Linked DNA regions of Homo sapiens: all the other regions are linked to region 1. The links are chromatin contacts, found by Hi-C or POLR2A ChIA-PET in ENCODE. All regions are on one chromosome and are shown on one strand. Each heading gives the region's core, a stretch centred on a gene start or an enhancer-like site at or near the end of the contact. The rest is flanking DNA. Distances are from core to core; before and after follow the strand shown. Region 1 overlaps CDH3 (cadherin 3). Region 2 overlaps CDH1 (cadherin 1). Region 3 holds the start of TANGO6 (transport and golgi organization 6 homolog). Region 4 overlaps SMPD3 (sphingomyelin phosphodiesterase 3).

Region 1 (4,360 bases), core at 273-2,772:
ACTCAATGACTCCAATCCTCTCCCACCAGGTAACCCAGAAGGAGGCTAATGGATTGACTCCCCTACTACTCAGAAGACTTAATCCCCAAAACTCTGAGAGCTGCTACCGCCCACCCCCCCCGCCACCCCACCAGGAGCTAGAAATCCTCTTCCCGCTGTCTACAAAATCTGCTTCCCACTAGAGTGTACAACTCACTCTACTACCCTGTCTTCTGGCATATTTCCACTGTTACATGGTTCCACATATTTGTAGCACAGTATCTGGGCTGTGCATCTATTTGTAGAAGGGACAGTGTCAATAATCAAGGGGAAGCCAACGGTCATGTATTATAGGTGTATGTGCCTCCCACTCAGGGTGCATATTCCAGATACATCTGAGGAGCTGGCCCCATCAGCTCTAAACTGCTTTGAGTTGGGTACAGAGCACAACCAAGGGGCAATGGTCCAGACTGATAGGAATAAGCTTCAAACACCCACTCTGCTCAGGATACCCAGCTAAGTGTTTTCCTACCCAAATCCTCACAAAATAACCTGCAATGTGGTATTACTTCTCCCAATCTGACAACTCAGGAAACAAGAGGCTGCCAGGGGTTGAACTGCCCCAGGAAGCAGCAAGATCAGGTTTCAAATCCTGAAGGCAGGGAAATAATGAAGAATACGAAATTTGGAGTCCAGAAGACTTGGATTCCAATCCCTATAATGTCACTTATCTATCACATGATTGGGCAAATTGTATGATTATATAGAAGCTCAGTTTCCTCATCTGGAAAATGAAACAATACCTACCTCATCAGGTTATTAGGAAGATTAAATGGGATAGTGTTCAAACAGCACTGAATACTGTGCCTGGCCCAGAGTAAGTAAGGTAAGCTCTCAATAAAAAGGTACCTTAGACTACTTACAATTAACCTAGGCTTCTGACATCCACATCCTGGCCTCTTTCTATGTATACCATCGAAAAATTCTCTCTCAAAGTGGGAAGAAGTTAGCTACAGCTGTATGCTTTACTCAACGGATGAAGCTGATCAAAGATGGTGACACATGGGACCAGAGGGCACAATAGGGAACTGGCTCAGTCTGCATTTGGAGAGGGCTGTTTTGTAGGGGTCCTCTGTGGTTTACCAGAGGAAGCAGAAGACGGAGATTTCATGAAAAAGCTGGCCTTTCTAGGGAAACTTGCTAGGCACATGTAGGAACATGAGTAGTCTTCTCTGCAAGCTATGAGTCAAGACATAGTAAATGGTAAGCCCTGGGGCAGATCATTACAATTTCCTCCCAGATGCTTCCTGGCACCACTGGCTTGTATCACTAGTTTCATAATGAAACTGATACGAAACCAGGTCTCATCATCACTCATCCCTCCTTTACCCCATCTTTTAATAGTCAGCGAAGTAAACTGACTCCTGTTCCTAACTGCAGCATGGTTCCACAAGGCCACACATCTTGGCCAAATCACGGGGGCATGAATGGGCTTGCATCAAACTCTTTCTGGGGCAACTTGATGATGAGCACATGGGGCAATAGTTCAGAATTTAAGGCTGGAAAATGAAAGCCTAAACATAGCTCTTTCTTCCACACCCATCCAGGGCTTCAGACAGTCATTTGACCGCATTAGCCTCAGTTTCTCCCACAAGGATTCTGAATTACAAGGTCAATGAACCTGATGAAGAGGTGCCTGCTCTACCAATATAAATGGACAGCTTTTAGCACTGAGCCTAAATGTACATTCCCTAAAATACTGTCGGGGAAGGGAAAAAGGGAATCAGTAACCTGAGGCTGCTTCTAGAGAAATTAACAATTAATATCATAGGACACATTATAGGTAAAAATAAATAAAAAGAGAAATTAACAACAAAAAAGCCAGAGCTCTATGTATCTGCACTCGATAGAAGACATCCAATGGAAACCAGGAGTCTCTGGCCTATGTTCAAAGCTCCTCTCTAAAGATCATCCTGCCAAGCCTGGCCTCGGGTCCTGAACTGGCGCCACTAATAAAACTTGGGCAAGAAGAGTTTGGTCCCTGGGGTACTAGAGCTATTGGGAAAAGAAAGCTTTTTAAATAGACTTATAAGAATTGATGGATGCTGGGCTAAGAACTCATTCCTCTTATGTTCCAGGCCTGCTTTTAGGTTGGAATTTGCCTAGACACCTCCATACTCCCAAGGGAATACCCTTGAAGGTCAGGAGCTTGTCTCTTCCTGGAGGTGCTATCTGGTCCTGATGTCCAACATTACTGGATGTTCTGGCAAAATAAAACCACCCATCTTTCCGTAGACAAAATGTCCATCAAGTGATCACTCTCCACCAATTTCCCTACTGATCTCTGGGTATTTTGACTAGAGGAAAAGGAAAACATCATCTTAAACATATTGTGGCCAAAAGGCAGCCTGGGGAGTTGGGGGAAGAGATTGCCTAGGAAATTTCTATTCTAGCTTGCTTTAGGGACATACCTAGCTCACAAAACAAACAAATTTGTCCTTATAGCTATCACTACCTTCTGTTAAGGGATTGGGATAAGAGGGCACCGGGGAAAAGTAGGTGGAAGTGACTTGAAGAAAGATTCTGGCATTTTTCCTAAGTAAAACTACATATAGAAAAAAGTTCACCAACTAAGAAATACAAATTAAAAGGGCAAGTGCTGTGTCACAGTTGGGAACCGGGTGCTGCTATATATTGCTAGGGGTGGGGGAATATTAACTGGCACAACCTTTCTGGCAAATTAAAATGCCTTAAACAAGCCCATTGACCCAGGAATTGTGCCAAGATACCATCCCAGATGTGACAAAACCATACCTGCCAGGATGTTCGTGACTTGCTTAATAGGGAAAAAAAGCAAAAAAAGGTCTCAACAACCTAACTCTCAACAGAACAGTTAATTATGCTGTGCCACAGTCACCCAAATGCCTAATCTACAGCCTTAAATACTATAAAAGAAAACCTACCCAGGAAAAAGTATTTTGCAGAGGGGGGAAAAAAGCAGGTCATAAAGCCATTTATAGCATAAGGCTGACAATTATTATATAAAATATTTATAGTTTTATTCTTGTACCAAAAAGAAGAGAGAGAGAGGGGCTGAGCCCTGGTGCCAAGGCTGTGGTCTGCCTCTCTCCGTCACCAAGTATTTTCCACGCACAAGAAAACCAAGATGGTGGCCAGTGAGCCAGACCCGTTTTGAGGAGACCCACGGGAGAGGTCATAGGGCAGCAAAGTGGGGTGGGGGGAAGAGGCTGCACATGCTGGGATCCCAAGAGGCCTTGGGGCTCCTGGATTCACTTGGGACCCACCCCTGGGCATGCTGGGAGGCCCATTGCCCTTGCCTAGCAAGCTTGGGGCAGCTCTGCAAGGGCCTGCCAGAGCCCTGGGTGCACCTATTGGGTGTCCAGGCCTTTTTCCCCAGAGCTGTAAGCAGAGCAGCTCTTGGAGGGCAACAGAACCCAGGTGGAGTGCAGTTACACCTGGCGGATGGCACCCATCTATACACAGGCCCCCTGGACCTGGATCTTCTCACAGATAGGGCTGACGGGGTGTGTGAGGGCCTCAGCTTGCAGCCCTTCTCTGACCCAGCCAAGCAGAAGAGGAAGCTGGGATACTGGGGAGGCAAGCCTGGAGAGTGAGTGGTGAAATCATTCAGACTCGGGCCCTCTGCCTCAGATCAGATACCCTCAACAAAGACTCAGGTGGAAAGATTGGGAAATGGATGATTGATTTCAAATATTCCTTTGAAAAGACAAAGGTCCCGTATGGGTGGTAGGCCCCCATTTTGCCTTCCAGTTTTTCCACAGTAAACATGTATTTGATTTTCAATCAGAATTTGATGTGAGTTTTTCCCCCGACTAGAAAAATTATATGGCAACCCCATGTCGTTGAGGGTGGAGAAAGCAGTTCCAGGGGAGTTTTGGCTGACGAAAGCTCTGCTGTGTTCATCAAGTTCCTCATAACCCTTAGGAGGTGAGTCTTCCCTCCCAGAGTGAAACCCAAACTAGGCACTCTGAGAGTTTGGAACGCGGCTGACTCAGCATGAGGTGTGCTGTCTGGCTCACTGGCTACCATCCTCAAGGACCATGCCAGAACAAAGATCCCAGTGATCAACCTGAGACAGCTGTGGTAACAATTAAGGGTCTGGTAGGTAAAAGTGCTGTGTACTGGCTCTGCAGCCTTGCGTCAATCACTTAATCTCTAAACTGTTTAACAGTAAGTACTCAATAAATGTAAGCCATTTATTGCTGCTTAATTTCCAGTCTCTAAAATGGGAATACACACACACACACACCCCCAGGTGCTTGTTAGGGTCAAATATGATGTGTTGTGCTTTATATTTATTTATTTATTATTTTTTGAGACAGAGGCTAACGCTGTCACC
Region 2 (4,333 bases), core at 1-2,500, 130 kb before region 1:
CAATCTTCAAAATTCACTGCAGGGCAGAAATCACAGAGATTAGGAAATTGGACAGATTAAAGACAAGAGCATTCCTTCTCCAAAGAGCGAACTTGTGGGAAGACTCCCACAAAACCAAACACAACCAAAACAAACCATAATCTGGTGACAGAACAACAAAGCTATCACCATAATGTTCTTCACAACTACAGGATGACTTCCTTGTGCTCTGATTTCTTTCTCATCTTCTTGTCAATTGAAAATATTATCTTGTCTAGAAAGTAACTTCTCGACTGGGCACAGTGTCTCATGCCTGTAACCCCAGCATTTTGGGAGGCCAAGGTGGGCAGATCACTTGAGGTCAGGAGCTTGAGACCAGCCTGGCCAACATGATGAAACCCTGTCTCTACTAAAAATACAAAAAAAAATTAGCCAGGTTTAGTGGCAGGCGCCTGTAATTGCAGCCACTTGGGAGGCTGAGGCAGGAGAATCTCTTGAACCTGTAAGGTGGAGGTTGCAGTGAGCTGAGATTGCGCCACTGCACTCCAGCCTGGGCAACAGAGCGAGACTCCATCTCAAAAAATAAATAAATAAAAGTAACTAAAACTTTAAAAAGTATTAATACTCTAAAACTGGAGAAGCTGTGGTTGAAGCATCTACACTATACATTAGAATCTCAAAGGACTCATTCAAATAGGTAACCATCAAGCTATATGCCAGACACTGTGTTGGACTGTGAGGACAAAATCGTGACGAAGATACTTAAGGTTTCTGCTCTCATTGAGTTTACACTACTGAGGAAGAGATGGACAAAGACAGAAACTTAAAATTTCAGGCAGTGGTAATAGGTAAAAAGAAATTAAAATAAAAGAGGGTGATATAAGAGTGGCAGAGGAGAAGGGAGTTTGCTGAAGATGTAACATCTATTGCATGGTGAGGGCAGGCCTTTCTGAGGTAGGCCCATCTGAGCTGGGACCTGAAGGAGCCAGCCTTGCAGAAGCCTGGCTCAAAGAAGCTTCCAGGCAGAGGGGAGCAGTCGATAAGACCATTCATTCTAGGAAACTCTCAGCTTGGCCTGTTTTCCTCCCTTTCAAATAATTGTCCGATGGAATTTCTATTTCATCCAAGTTCTCTTTTATAAAAATTCCTGCCGTCCTATCTTACAAGGCTAGACAGGAGGATCAGGTTTCTGCCAGAAAGCCCTTGAAGCCATCCCTGACGCCTAGGCAGCAGTTTTCATTTCTTCCATCAGGGGCCACCCTTGCAAACATTTCTGAAGCCAATAGCCCTGCCCTTGCCAGAGAAAAATAAGACCACGTTTGGGGGTGAGAGGGGAAGTAACAGATTTTCTCCATTTTGAAGATGAAACTGAGGCTCACAGAGGTTAAGAAATTTACCTGACATCCTGTAACTATTAAATGGCAGAGCTGAGACAGCCCTTTAACATGGGTTAGTCTCATGGTTGGCTCTTCCTCTCTCTGGAGAGACCCTATTAAGGCCTTGGTTTTTTTTTTTTTAAATAATATTTTCATAGAGATGGGATCTTGTTATGTTGCCCAGGCTGGTCTTGAACTCCTGGACTCAACCAGTCTTCCTGCCTCGGCCTTCCAAAGTGCTAGGATGACAGGCATAAGCCAGTGTGCCCAGCCAACCTTGGTTTTTTTTTTTTTTTTAATTATTATTACTATTAATTTTTTTTGAGACAGTCTCGCTCTGTTGCCGAGGCTGGAGTGCAGTGGCACGATCTCGGCTCACTGAAACCTCCGCCTCCTGGGTTCAAGCAATTCTGCCTCAGCCTCCCGAGTAGCTGGGATTACAGGCATGTGCCATCACACCTGAATAATTTATGTAATTTTAGTAGAGACAGGGTTTCACCATGTTGTCCAGGCTGGTCTCAAACTCCTGACCTCAGGTGATCCATCCACCTCGCCTCCCAAAGTGCTGGGATTACATGAATGAGCCACCACACCCGGCCCCAACCTTGGTTATTTTTAAAAGGAAGATTATATTAGTTTATAGATAGATTATACCTATAATCTATCTATTCAAAGCCCTACCCTTTGAGAAGTGACAGTATGAGAGGGAGCCCCAACCTGAATTCCAGGTGCTCATAAGACTCATTATCTCCTCATGCAACCTGATCCCCTGGGCTGATTATAGGAAATTATAGGAAAGATTGAAAGGTTCTCCAGCTCCAGTCTTGATCTCTAAGACTGAGATCAGAGGCTACCCCATGCAATAGCTAGGAGTCTGCTACCTGGCAAATAAACTGAGCAACGAAACCAGGAAGAGCTCGTTCATACGAAGGGAGCTGTGTCATTCAAAGAGTCGCCCACCTGACCCTCCCTCCCAGTTTGTTTAAAAAATAAAAATAAAAAATCACCACCATGCCCCAACCCCTACCTTCTCAGCCCTTAGACTGGGTCTACAACTCACTTCCGCAACTTGAAGGAAAGGATGGGGTGAGCAGGGGGAGCCGTAATAAATGATGGGAAGACAGAGACAAGGAAAAAGGGCTGGACCCAGGGTCTGCGACTGGATTATAAAACCAGATTCTGCCATGTTCTTGCTGGGTGGCCTTAGCAAATTGCTAAACCTCTATGGGCCTTGGCCTTCTCTACTATAACATAAAGGTTATCACCACTGTTTGAGTCTACCTCTTTAGGGTTTTGTGAAGACCAAGACAGTGAATGGGATGACATTTTCTAAGTTAAAAAGCAATGAAAGTAGAAGAGATGACTATTATTCCTGTGTATTTGGGTAGACAAGTGTTTGTTAACTGAACAGCTGAGCCATAAGATGATGAAAGAATCAAGAAGAAATGCCAAGTCCTTAAAGGATGGGCAGATACCATCCTTTTAAGTCTAAAATAGGAATTTCTTTTCAAACTAGCAAAACCAGATGCTCTTCAAAGAGTCCTCCCCCACCCCCAGCAGAAGTAATGGGGCAACTAGGTCATCTTTAGGGGCTTGTCATGTAAACAGGGAATGAAGGCTGCACTGAATTCCTTTCTCCAGCCTTCCCAAATTTAGACAGTGAAAGTTGAGACAAGCATGATTGGACTTGCCAAGGGTGGCGGCCTGAAAAAATGAAAATGGTTTTGCAAATAACTTGATCCAAGGCACTTAACCTGCTTTGGGGCACCTCATCTTAATGGTGGTTAAGCCCTACCCTTTGAGAAGTGACAGTATGACGAGGAGCCCCAACCTGAATTCCAGGTGCTCATAAGACTCATTATCTCCCCATGCAACCTGATCCCCTGGGCTGATTATAGGAAATTGTAGGAAAGATTGAAAGGTTCTTCAGCTCCAGAAAGGCTCTGGGAAGCTCACTGTCACGCTGGCAAGGGCTGGGTTGTCTCTGAGCCCAGCAAGTGGGAGGAAAGAAGAATGGCAAAATGTTGAAACTGGAGGATCAGAATACGGGGACTGGGTATATTTCAACATGCCCATAAAAAAAGCTAACAAAAATAAAGCTAACAAGGGTCTAAGTGTTCTTTAACCCAGTATGCCCACCTTTCATAAACTTATTTGGTGACTTGGTGTAAAAACCAAATCCCAACAAAAGAAGCTAAGACCCCACTCCCCACTACTGGCCATCTCCATGTGGGAAAGTCTTTTTTTTTTTTGAGACAGAGTGTCACTCTGTCACCCAGGCTGGAGTGCAATGGTGCAATCTGGGCTCACTGCAACCTCTGCCTCCCAGATTCAAGCAATTCTCCTGCTTCAGCCTCCCGAGTAGCGGGGATTACAGGTGCACACCACCACGCCCAGCTAATTTTTGTATTTTTAGTAGAGACAAGGTTTCACCATGTTGGCCAGGCTGGTCTCGAACTCCTGACCTCAAGTGATCTGCCCGCCTCTGCCTCCCAAACTGCTGGGATTATAGGTGTGAGCCACTGTGCCCAGCTGGGAAAGTCTTTTCATTACAATATCATCACCATCATCAAAAACTGCAGCCTCAACTAAGCTTCAATTAGCTTTTATGAACTATTTTATTCAGATTTTATTTAATTTTATTTGTGTGCTTTTTGAGACAGGTCTCTGTCACCTAGGGTGGAATGCAGTGGTGCAAACACTGCTCACTGCAGCCTTGGCTTTCGGGGCTCAAGCAATCCTCCTGCTTCAGCCTCCTGAGTAGCTGGGGCTACAGGTACATGCCACCATGCCTGGCTAATTTTATTTATTGTAGAGATGGGGTCTGACTACGTTGCCCAGGCTGCTCACAAACTCCTGGGCTCAAGCCATCTTCCCGCTTTGGCCTCCCAAAGTGCTGGGATTACAGAAGTGAATGACTGAGCCCAGCCTCATTTTAATTTTTTGAGAAAGGGTTTTACTCTGTCACCCAGGCTAAA
Region 3 (4,376 bases), core at 39-2,538, 180 kb before region 1:
TTGGGCAATTTCCAATGTACCTGAACCTTGGTCCTTCATCCGTAAAAATTGAATACAAGTAGTACCGATCCCAGGGGATCGTAATGAGGATTAAATGATGTGTATGTCAACAGCCTACTATGGGGACTGATACTTAGTAGGCACTCATTTACTAATATTAGTAACTTGTGTTCACTTCCCGCTGGTGTGGTGTAATGTTTGCAGAAGTTTTTGCAGTTTTAAGTATAAAATCTGAGACTGGGAGGTGATCCCCTTTGGCCTTTCATGTGCCCTTGCTAATTCTACAGATCCCTTCCCATCCCTTCCCCCAAATATACACCCCAGTGATAAGCAGAGCTCTATCTTCCACGTCCTTTCCAAAAGCTCCAGATAACATCAGAGCCCCTATACTGAACAATTTGTCTGATTCTGAGAAGGGGGTTCAGTAGATCTCGGGCCTAGGTCCGTGTTCTGCCCCTAATTTGACCACGTGATCTTGGACAGGTTACTTAATTTCTTCAGTGAGCCTTGGGTGTCCTCAGTCGCAAAAGGAGTAGCAGCTTCAACCACTCCCAATATCCCTTCAGATTTTAGACTGGGAAGAAACTGTCCACGCACCACAAAGATTAAAAGCGCCTGGTAACCCCTAAATACTCTCCCCAAACCCATTTCAAACGTCACTGCTTCCGATGTCTGGACTTCTTGGCATTTCGTACAAATCTCAAGGGTCCATGCTGGCCCCTGCGCCCTCACGCGGCTAGGACCTCACATTTCTACGTCGCGGGCGCCCTACCCTCTCTGGAGCTGGGTCCATATCCCCCTCCCAAGAGCGCTGCAGTAAGCACTGAATGAAATAACGGCCCCGCCTGACAGAGCCCAGCACAAGGCAAATGCTCAAGAGATGTTGGCTAATATCAGCAGTCAACGGATCCCGCGCCCTCCTTGAGCCTCAGTTTCCTCAAGAACGTAATGAGGACGGGCATAGACAATGCTCAAAGCCCCCAGCAGCGGGCGGAGGGTCCCGAGGCGGGCCTAAGGGGCGCACGCTGCGGAAGGCAGGGCAGCCCCGGAAGCCGGGCGGCCCTGAGAGTCCCGGGTCCAGCCCGGCGCGGAGATGCGTCCTCTCACCTCCCGGGCTCAGCAGCAGCTTCAATGCCTCCAAAATCCGATCCAGACCGCATGTCTCCTGAGCCCCGCTGCCCACGGCCTGTCGGGCCGCCATGACTGGAGTGTAACACCACGCTCGCGACCCGCTCAGGCGCCTCGGCAGGGCGCCGCCGCCGCCATGTTAAGTGTGGCAGAAGGCTCTGGGCACACTATGGGGCGGGGCCAAATCGATCGGGAACGCCCCCTTCACATTTTTTTTCCGTCCCGGCTTAGTCCGGGGGGTAAGAGGGAACCCAAAAATGGCTAATCTGCCCACGCGCACAATTTCAGAAGCTCAATATGATTAACCGCTATGTAAAGAAGGAAGAGAGAAGTAATGTATCATTAAAGCTATATTTCAATATGAAAATACTCAGGTACTCAACACTGGCAGACATAATGAAGCAGACAGATGCTTCCATCTGCTTACAGTGAAGTATGGATAAGAAAAACAATATTCAGGCTGGGCGCGGTGGCTCACACCTGTAATCGCAGCACTCTGGGAGGCCGAGGCGGGCAGATCACAAGGTCAGGAGTTTGAGACCAACCTGTCCGATATGGTGAAACCCCGTCTCTACTAAACATACAAAAATTAGCCAGGCGTGGTGGCGGGCGCCTGTAGTCCCAGCTACCCGGGAGGCTGAGGCAGGAGAATCGCTCGAAGCTGGGAGGTCGAGGTTGCAGTGAGCCGAGATCACACCACTGCACTCCAGCCTGGGCGACAGAGCGAGACTCCATCTCAAAACAAACAAACAAACAAAACCTAAGTACAGACGTACACACGCATATATATCCATCGTGAATGTAAAGCTACAAATGTTGTTATGGGTAATATGATTTTTTTTTTCAGTGAACTTAGTAAAGTTCCCAGTAAAAGTTCGATCTGTGTTCTGTTTTCATGGTTGATGCATTCCTCGAAAATTCAGGGTCTATCAAAACCATGCCCTCCGCCAAACTGTTTTTATATGTAAAACAGAATGGATTTGAGATTCAGATTATCGGAAACAGGTTTTCACCTACATAAATCCTGGTGGGACGTTGAAAAACCATGTTGTCTGAAAGTCATGCCGCAGACACAGGACAATGTTTTTGAGGGCAGGACCTTTATTTTTATTTTATTTTTTGAGATGGGGTCTCGCTCTGTCGCCTAGGCTGGAGTTCAGTGGCGTGATCTCGGCTCACTGCAACCTCTGCCTCCCAGGCTGAAACAATTATCTGGCCTCAGCCCCCCGAGTAGCTGGGATTACTGGAGTGCCCCAGCATGCCCGGCTAATTTTTGTATTTTTTGTGGAGACAAGGTTTCGCCCTCTTGGCTAGGCTGGTCTTGAGCTCCTCACCTCAAGTGACCTGCCCACCTGGGCCTCCCAAAGTGCTGGGATTACAGGCGTGAGCCACTGCGCCCGGCCCAAAGGACAAACTTCTTAATGGTCCGGTCCTTGGGCGAGAATAAGCTGCGCATAGCTATTACCCTTTTTGGCATGACTCTTGTTTCTTCTTTTCTTTGTCATTTTGGAATGCAGGGCCTGAGAGGGAAAAACGCTAAAAATTTTTTTTTAGAGATGGAGTCTCTATGTTGCCCAGACTTGTCTCAAACTCCTGGCCTCAAGTGATCCTCCTGCCTCAGCCTTCCGAATAAAATCTTGTGTGTGTGTGTGAGACAGAATCTCACTGTCACCCGGGCTGAAGTGCAGTGGTGTGATCTTGGCTCACTCCAACTTCTGCCTCCCCTGCTCAAGTGATCCTCCCGCCTCAGCCTCCCAAGTAGCTGGGACTACAGATGCATGCCACCACACCCGGCTAATTTTTGTAGAGATGGCGTTTCACCATGTCACCCAGGCTGGTCTCAAACTCCTGGGCTCAAGCAATTTGCCCATTTCGACCTTCCAAAATACTGAAATTGCAGGCGTGAGCCACCGGTTCTGGCCTTAAAAATATTTTTGAATGGGAAATAAATCACCTACAAAATTGCCACTGTGCTCTTTTTATTTTGTGTATTCCTTTCCAGGTTTTGTCATTAGACAATGTTTTCTCCATTGTGTATGGGCACAGGTTCATTTGGGAAATAAAAAATTTTAAGAGTATTTTGAGATGTTAAACATTTAGTGAGACGGGGGTAAAGCACTGTGTGGGGAAGGCTTGAGGGGTTTGGTGCAAAAGTACAGGTAGAGGCCCTCACGCCGCCAGCCTAAATGTTTCAGTGTTAGAAATCAAGCGAAGAGACTGGTAACTAAAATATTTTCTATCCTCCTACCTTGAAAATTCTATCAAGTTTGAATTCAAAATTCTCAGACTGTCTCAGAGCTCCACAATGGAGACCTCTGGTCTGACCCATTTTTCTTCTCACCAGCATCTCCATCCTGCACCATGAAGGCTGGGCACTTAGATGTGTGGGCACCCACAGCCCTGCACATTCAGGTTCTGTCCACACCCCACACCCCATCCCTTCCACAGAGCAGCTACCATTTGGCCCCTCTGGGTCTAGAACTGCAGATGGGGGCCGGGCGCGGTGGCTCACACCTGTAATCCCAGCACTTTGGGAGGCAGAGGCGGGTAGATCACAAGGTCAAGAGATTGAGACCATCCTGGCCGACATGGCGAAACCCCATCTCTACTAAAAATACAAAAATTCACTGGGCATAGTGATGTATGCCTATAGTCCCAGCTACTCGGGAGGCTGAGGCAGGAGAACCTCTTGAACCTGGGAGGCGGAGGTTGCAGTGAACCGAGGTCGCGTCACTACACTCCAGCCTGGTGACAAAGGGAGACTTTGTCTCAAAAAAATAAAAAACAAAACAAAACTTCAGACGGGGAGCACAGTGCACCATCCAGAGGGCAGACCCAGGGAAGAGTCCTGCAAAGCCCTAGAAGAAGGCCTGGGATGGTTGGGCAGGGAATTCCAGGGCCTCAGAATCCAGAGTGTGGGCCGGGTGTGGTGGTTTATTCCTGTAATCCCAGCACTTTGGGAGGCTGAGGTGGGAGGATTTCTTTTGCCCAGGAGTTTGACACCAGGCTGGGCAACATAGGGAGACCCTGTCTCTATAAAATAAATACAAAAATTAGCCAGTCAGGAGTTCGAGACCAGCCTGACCAACATGGTGAAACCCCATCTCTACTAAAGATACAAAAATTAGCCAGGCGTGGTGGTGCACACCTGTAATCCTAGCTGCTCAGGAGGCTGAGGCAGGAGAATCGCTTGAACCCAGGAGTGAGCCAAGATCGCGCCACAGCACTCCAGCCTGGGCGACAGAGTG
Region 4 (5,007 bases), core at 845-3,344, 250 kb after region 1:
GCACTTTGGGAGGCTGAGGCAGATGGATCACCTGAGGTCAGGAGTTCGGTACCAGCCTGGCCAACATGGCAAAACCTGTGCATGCCTGTGGTCTCAGCTACTTGGGAGACAGGTGGGAGGATTGCTTGAGCCTAGGAGGTTGAGGCTGCAGTGAGCCAAGATCACACCACTGCACTCCAGGCCATGTGACAAGAAAGACACTATCTCTTAAAAAAAAAAAAAAAAAAGCAATAGCTATTCGGGATACTACATGTTCCAATAATCAGCTACTCTGATCCCCACTTTACAGATGAGGGAGCCCAAGAACAAAGTGACCTCCAAGTTCCCACAATTAGTGATAGGTGGAGCTGGAACTCAGGCAGTCTGGCTTCAAAGTCTGTTCTCTCCCCCACTCTCTGATGCTGCCTTTATCATTAGTGTCATTATACTCATTTTAGGAGTAAGGCTTCATTATGGTTGTCATCTTCATCATCATCATTACATGGGGTTCATGGAAGCTGGGCCCTGGGGCATCTGTGCTATGTTGGAGGTGAGGAGGGTTCTCTCTATCTTCCATAGGAAGGGAGGAAAGTTATTGTTGTCAAGATAGAGGTGAAGTACATGGTTTTTCTCTTACCAAAACTCTGGAGATGCAAGGAAATGTGTAACAGGATTTGAGGAAAGACAGTCAACAGATGTTGGATGCTGCATCCCCATCCTGCCCCATCCCTCTGGCTAGGCGTTGAGGGGGACATTGTCCCCACATGTGATATACAATGAGCTGCCTGTGGGTGATAGGGCAGTAGATTCCTGGCCACCCAGCCATCACCTGTTTCTCCCGCACTGGCTGATCCCCCAAAGGAAGGTTCCAGAGACCTGACACAAAATCCTCAGTCTTGTTAATGTGCTCAATGCATGTTCCAGAACTTCAGCCAGTCCCTGCAGTGGGACCCTGGCTCAAGCGCCATCAACCTTGACTTCTTCCTGTCTCATTGGTGGCCATAGCTGCTCTGGGCAGCTTCCTCCAAGACCCCCCGACCCTCCTAAACCAGCCTTAGAGGGTATGGTCCAGCATCCCTTACCCCTCCAGGACTAGACAGCCCAGCCAGATACTAGCTGTGGCCCCTAGCCACTACTTCTTCATCCCTCTCACCTCTCCTGAGGCCTATTTCTACAAATAGACCATACTGGGGCCTGCCCTGTACCCAGCTTTGCCCTCATGCCACACTCTCTCCATCCTGTCCTTGACCCCTTCCTCAGCATCCTGCACTCACACCATCCCTTTCTCCCCTCTAGGAGGATACATCTAGCAGACCCATTCTAGACCCAGCATACAGAAGGTTCCCTGCTCTGGCCTTCTCATCACCCAAAAGGACAAGAAAGTCCAGACCCATCTTTAGACAAGCTCAAGACTATGGTTCAGGCCCACCTGACATTTACAAGGAGACAGAGCCAGGGGCAGGCTTACTTTAGAAATGAACAAAAGAGTTTCCCAAGCTACCTCCCCTTTGAAATGGGCATCCCTGTTCTCATATGGGATCCAAACTGGTTTGCAAGGTAACGTGTGGTATATGGGGTGCTAGTGTAGACTATAAAATGCATTGAATCCTCCTCTGCTGCCTGCAGGGGGATGTGATGTCAACATGGATGTTGTTCTTTGCCTTCCCCATTTGCCTTTTGGGGAATATGTCCCTATCAGGAAAGTGAGTCTCTCACCCTAGGAAAGCTCTCTACTTTAAAAAATTTAGTGCAATTCTTTTTATATCAGATGGTTATATTTAAAGTATTCAAAGGCCTAGATTTGCATCGTCTTGGTTAAATTACTCATCACCCATCTCTCATCTACAACCTTTTTTTTTTTTTCATTTTATGAAGGCTTCATTTACATAAAGAGTCTTAGTTTTCCTCCAGCCAAGTAGGTGCTCATTTCTCTTGTGGGTATTTGAGTCATGTATCTACCTGCCTGGATGAACTCGGTGGGCATCTACACGGGACCTTCTGCTGCGGCACACCGTCTGCTGTGAGCTGCAGGTGCCTGGGTAGGCATCTTTCTCCCATGAGAAAGTGAAACCCAACAAGCCAGAAATGCACCTTGGCTGACAGCCCGCACACAACAGGAAGGGAGTGGGGGCAGATCCGGCAACATGATAGGGCACTTTCTTGAGAGCACAGGATTTTATAAAAAGTTGTTATGAATGTGTACCATTTATTGAGCACTTGATATGTACCAGGCATGTGCTTGTTGTATTTTTCTTCAGAATAATTATGTGATGCAGGCATCAGGCCCACTCCTTGGCTGAATAAACTAGGGCTTAGAGAAGTTGTAACTTGGCAAATGTCCCAGAGCTGGTAACCGGCAGACAGGTCTGTCTGACACCACACCCCCATGGCTGTATGTATGTGTTTACTCATTTATACCCTACTTCATTCCACGCAGGGTTTGAGGCAGCTCAGACGGAGCTGTGTGATATAGCAAAACGACACAAAGAACAATAGCAAGGAAAGCACGTTAAGGGAACTCTGAAGGTACCAGCATCTTTGTCTAGTAGCGTGTAGGTCTAGGACTGGTCTCCAAGCTTCCTAGCAGCCAAAGCAAAGAAAGCCCAATCTCTTCCCCAGTTGTTTGTGTTTGTATCATAAACACAATCCAAACACAGACCAAAGGCCAAAAGAAGCACAATATTTCCTAAGTCCAAGTTCAAAAATAAACAAATGTCTCTCAAGTGGCTCCTTAGGGAGGCTTGAATGCAATAAAAGAGTAACAGTAGAACAATTGAGGGGGCTTTGTCAGCAGCCCCAGCATAGCAGGGCCAGAGTGGCTCTGGAGTGGGGTAAGAGGCTATCAATCAACCCAGCCCCTCTTAGCTGAGTCGGGATAGCTGTCATAGCCTGGGTTCCCTGAGTGTGTGCGAATTTGTTGATGAGTTCAGGGAAGTGAAGAAGGCAGGATCAGGCAGATGGAGAAACAGACCCAGACTGTGGGTGCAAATGAGACCTCAGCAGTTCTACAGGGAACTCAGGAGCTGAGATAGCTCCTCAGAGTTGTCCCAGATGGGGGCCAAGGGACCTGGCCTTGGTACCCCCTCCCCATCTGCCAATCATTCAGAAAGGGCTTAATTTTGAGTGAGGCAGTTTGCCTCAGCTGAGGGCAATGCCTAGGGAGGGACACAGCTGTGAGATGTCCCCAGTACCCAGGGGATGGGTGCACCAGCCCTGAAGACAGGGTCTAAGTGGAAACCACGGCAGCCACCCCAAAGAGCCCTTGGGTACAGCTTTTGTGACTGAGTGCCCTGGCAATCAGGAAGCAGCTTTCCAGCCACAGAGCTCTCCTGGGACTGAGGCATCTTCCAGCGACACGGGCCTCCCACCTAGACCTGACAGGCCTCAGGACCAGCCAAGTTGCCCCTGGAATATAGCATGGCCTATGCTCTGACACACCTGTGCTCTGACCCACCGGACAGATAGGGCTTGAAGCCCCAGTGGCTGCATGGGTGACAACAACTTCAGCCTGGAAACTATTAAACACTCACCTAAGGCACACCTACCTACATTCACACAGCTTCAGAAATAAAAGCGCCACAAAGCACCTGGCTTTAGCAGTATTGTTACTTCCTGGTGAACCTGCCAAGGTAAACTGTTTGCTGAGCATACAAGGACGAGGCAGAATAAGGGAACAAGTTTGATGTTGCTGTTAAGAGGGAAACTGCTAGGGTTAGAAGACAACAACGGCCTTAGATTGTGTAAGGTTTGCCGGTAACATTCTGGACAGGAGGGTAGGAGGGATTAGGGAGAAACCCAGCTGGGCGGTGGCAATGATTTGTGGAGGGAAGAGTGGGACGGGAAGTAGAAGCCTGGGACAACTCAGGGTCGGAGGCCCCAGAGAGAGGGAGATGGGAAGGGGCTCACAGGGAACAATGGGGAGACCAGGGAAGAGGGCGAGGCCTAGAGCAGGGGAAAGGGTCGGGCTCTGAGCTATGACCCATGTCAGTTTTCATTCACAGGAGTTCTCCCTGGCCTGGGCCCAGCAGGAAGCGCTGGCACACACCTGATTACGGGCACAGTGGCAGCAGCAACCTGTTACTGTCCTTCATAGAGGTCTGGTCTCAGAGTCTTGCAGGAGGCAGAATCCACAGTTCCATCCAGGTTTCCATTTGGTTCTGCCTGGCTCTTCCAGCAGCCCTTGCAGCGCAGATGTTGTCGGTTTGAATCTGATGTGATGAACTCTTTAAATAGCTACCCTAATGGATAATCAATCATTTCAGAGCTTTAATACTAAATCAGGCCGTTGGACACATCTGGGGGCAAAGCTGTTTGTAAAGGAGCCAAAAACTGCCCTTTCTCTTTTACTTTGTGAGGCAGAATATGTCACATTAAATACCTAAGGGTCTAGGACAAGTCTCTTGTAACCTAAAAAAAAAAAAAAAAAGCTGAAGAGGTAGACTCTTCAAGAGTCTGCAAATTACATATGAAATTTGTAGATCTTTTTAAATTAGATTCTTCATCTGAAGAGTATAATGAATAGTAAAATAGAACCTCATGTTAACATTTAAAATAAGCATCCGCTATATATATTTTTGCTATATTTTTAAAAGTCAATATTAAAATAATACAAACACAGTAGTCATGGTTACACTTTTCAGGTTACCTAAATTTAAAAGGTACTGGAAGAAAGAAATTTTAAGCCGTAGGTTAACGTTTCCGTAGACAGATCTCCTGAAAATGCCTGGGAAGCCTGCTTTGAACCTTCTGTCCAGGAAAACAAACCATCTGCAAAACTGCAGAGTTGGCTCAAACTGCAGCTAGACCCTCAGCATTGCTGAACGGGCAGAATTCCCCACAGTTTGACCCAGTGATGAGCCCGGCCTCTCAGGCATCCCCTTACTGCCTGACCCCCAAGGACTCTTGCCTCAGGGACCCACTCCACGCTCTCTAGCCACCTCTCTGCCCACTCCTTGGGTTTCTCCACAAACCCAAATGTCAGGGACTCCAGGAGCTTCTTCCTGGCCCTCTTTGGGTCTCACTCTGAAC

The links. A loop is a pair of places that touch in the nucleus more often than their neighbours do. ChIA-PET counts read pairs that join two places held with the same protein, here RNA polymerase II (POLR2A). Pooled maps may share reads with other maps.
Region 2: a loop to region 1 is called in a pooled map, with 4 times the contacts of the local background. The contact joins two enhancer-like sites. A Hi-C loop is called at or near these places in 1 of 37 single-sample maps with no recorded cell type and 5 of 50 pooled maps. POLR2A ChIA-PET finds 5 or more read pairs at or near these places in 6 of 52 experiments (AG04450, WTC11, activated CD8-positive, alpha-beta memory T cell and 2 more).
Region 3: a loop to region 1 is called in a pooled map, with 5 times the contacts of the local background. The contact joins the promoter of TANGO6 here to the enhancer-like site in region 1. A Hi-C loop is called at or near these places in 7 of 50 pooled maps. POLR2A ChIA-PET finds 5 or more read pairs at or near these places in 5 of 52 experiments (AG04450, Caco-2, H1 and 2 more).
Region 4: a pooled map shows a loop between it and region 1 (3-fold over the local background). The contact joins two enhancer-like sites. A Hi-C loop is called at or near these places in 2 of 50 pooled maps. POLR2A ChIA-PET finds 5 or more read pairs at or near these places in 2 of 52 experiments (HepG2 and activated CD4-positive, alpha-beta T cell).

What each region holds. Positions count from the first base shown.
Region 1 is chr16:68,665,378-68,669,737 of GRCh38, reverse strand. All of the region lies in intron 2 of CDH3 (cadherin 3), which reads right to left. Among named protein-coding and RNA genes, the nearest start is that of CDH3-AS1, 21 kb to the right of the region's middle. Within about 2 kb of position 1,522, at least 3 of the 41 ENCODE cell types and tissues checked have a DNase peak (open chromatin) inside an H3K27ac peak, as active enhancers do.
Region 2 is chr16:68,797,353-68,801,685 of GRCh38, reverse strand. CDH1 (cadherin 1) reads right to left here. Exons shown (of 16, transcript NM_004360.5): 3 at 1-16. Among named protein-coding and RNA genes, the nearest start is that of TANGO6, 44 kb to the left of the region's middle. Within about 2 kb of position 1,250, at least 6 of the 41 ENCODE cell types and tissues checked have a DNase peak (open chromatin) inside an H3K27ac peak, as active enhancers do.
Region 3 is chr16:68,840,443-68,844,818 of GRCh38, reverse strand. TANGO6 (transport and golgi organization 6 homolog) reads right to left here and starts at 1,288. Exons shown (of 18, transcript NM_024562.2): 1 at 1,108-1,288. The coding sequence starts at 1,201. RefSeq lists an enhancer at 1,048-1,317.
Region 4 is chr16:68,415,203-68,420,209 of GRCh38, reverse strand. The region is part of intron 1 of SMPD3 (sphingomyelin phosphodiesterase 3); the gene reads left to right. Among named protein-coding and RNA genes, the nearest start is that of SMPD3, 31 kb to the left of the region's middle. Within about 2 kb of position 2,094, at least 18 of the 41 ENCODE cell types and tissues checked have a DNase peak (open chromatin) inside an H3K27ac peak, as active enhancers do.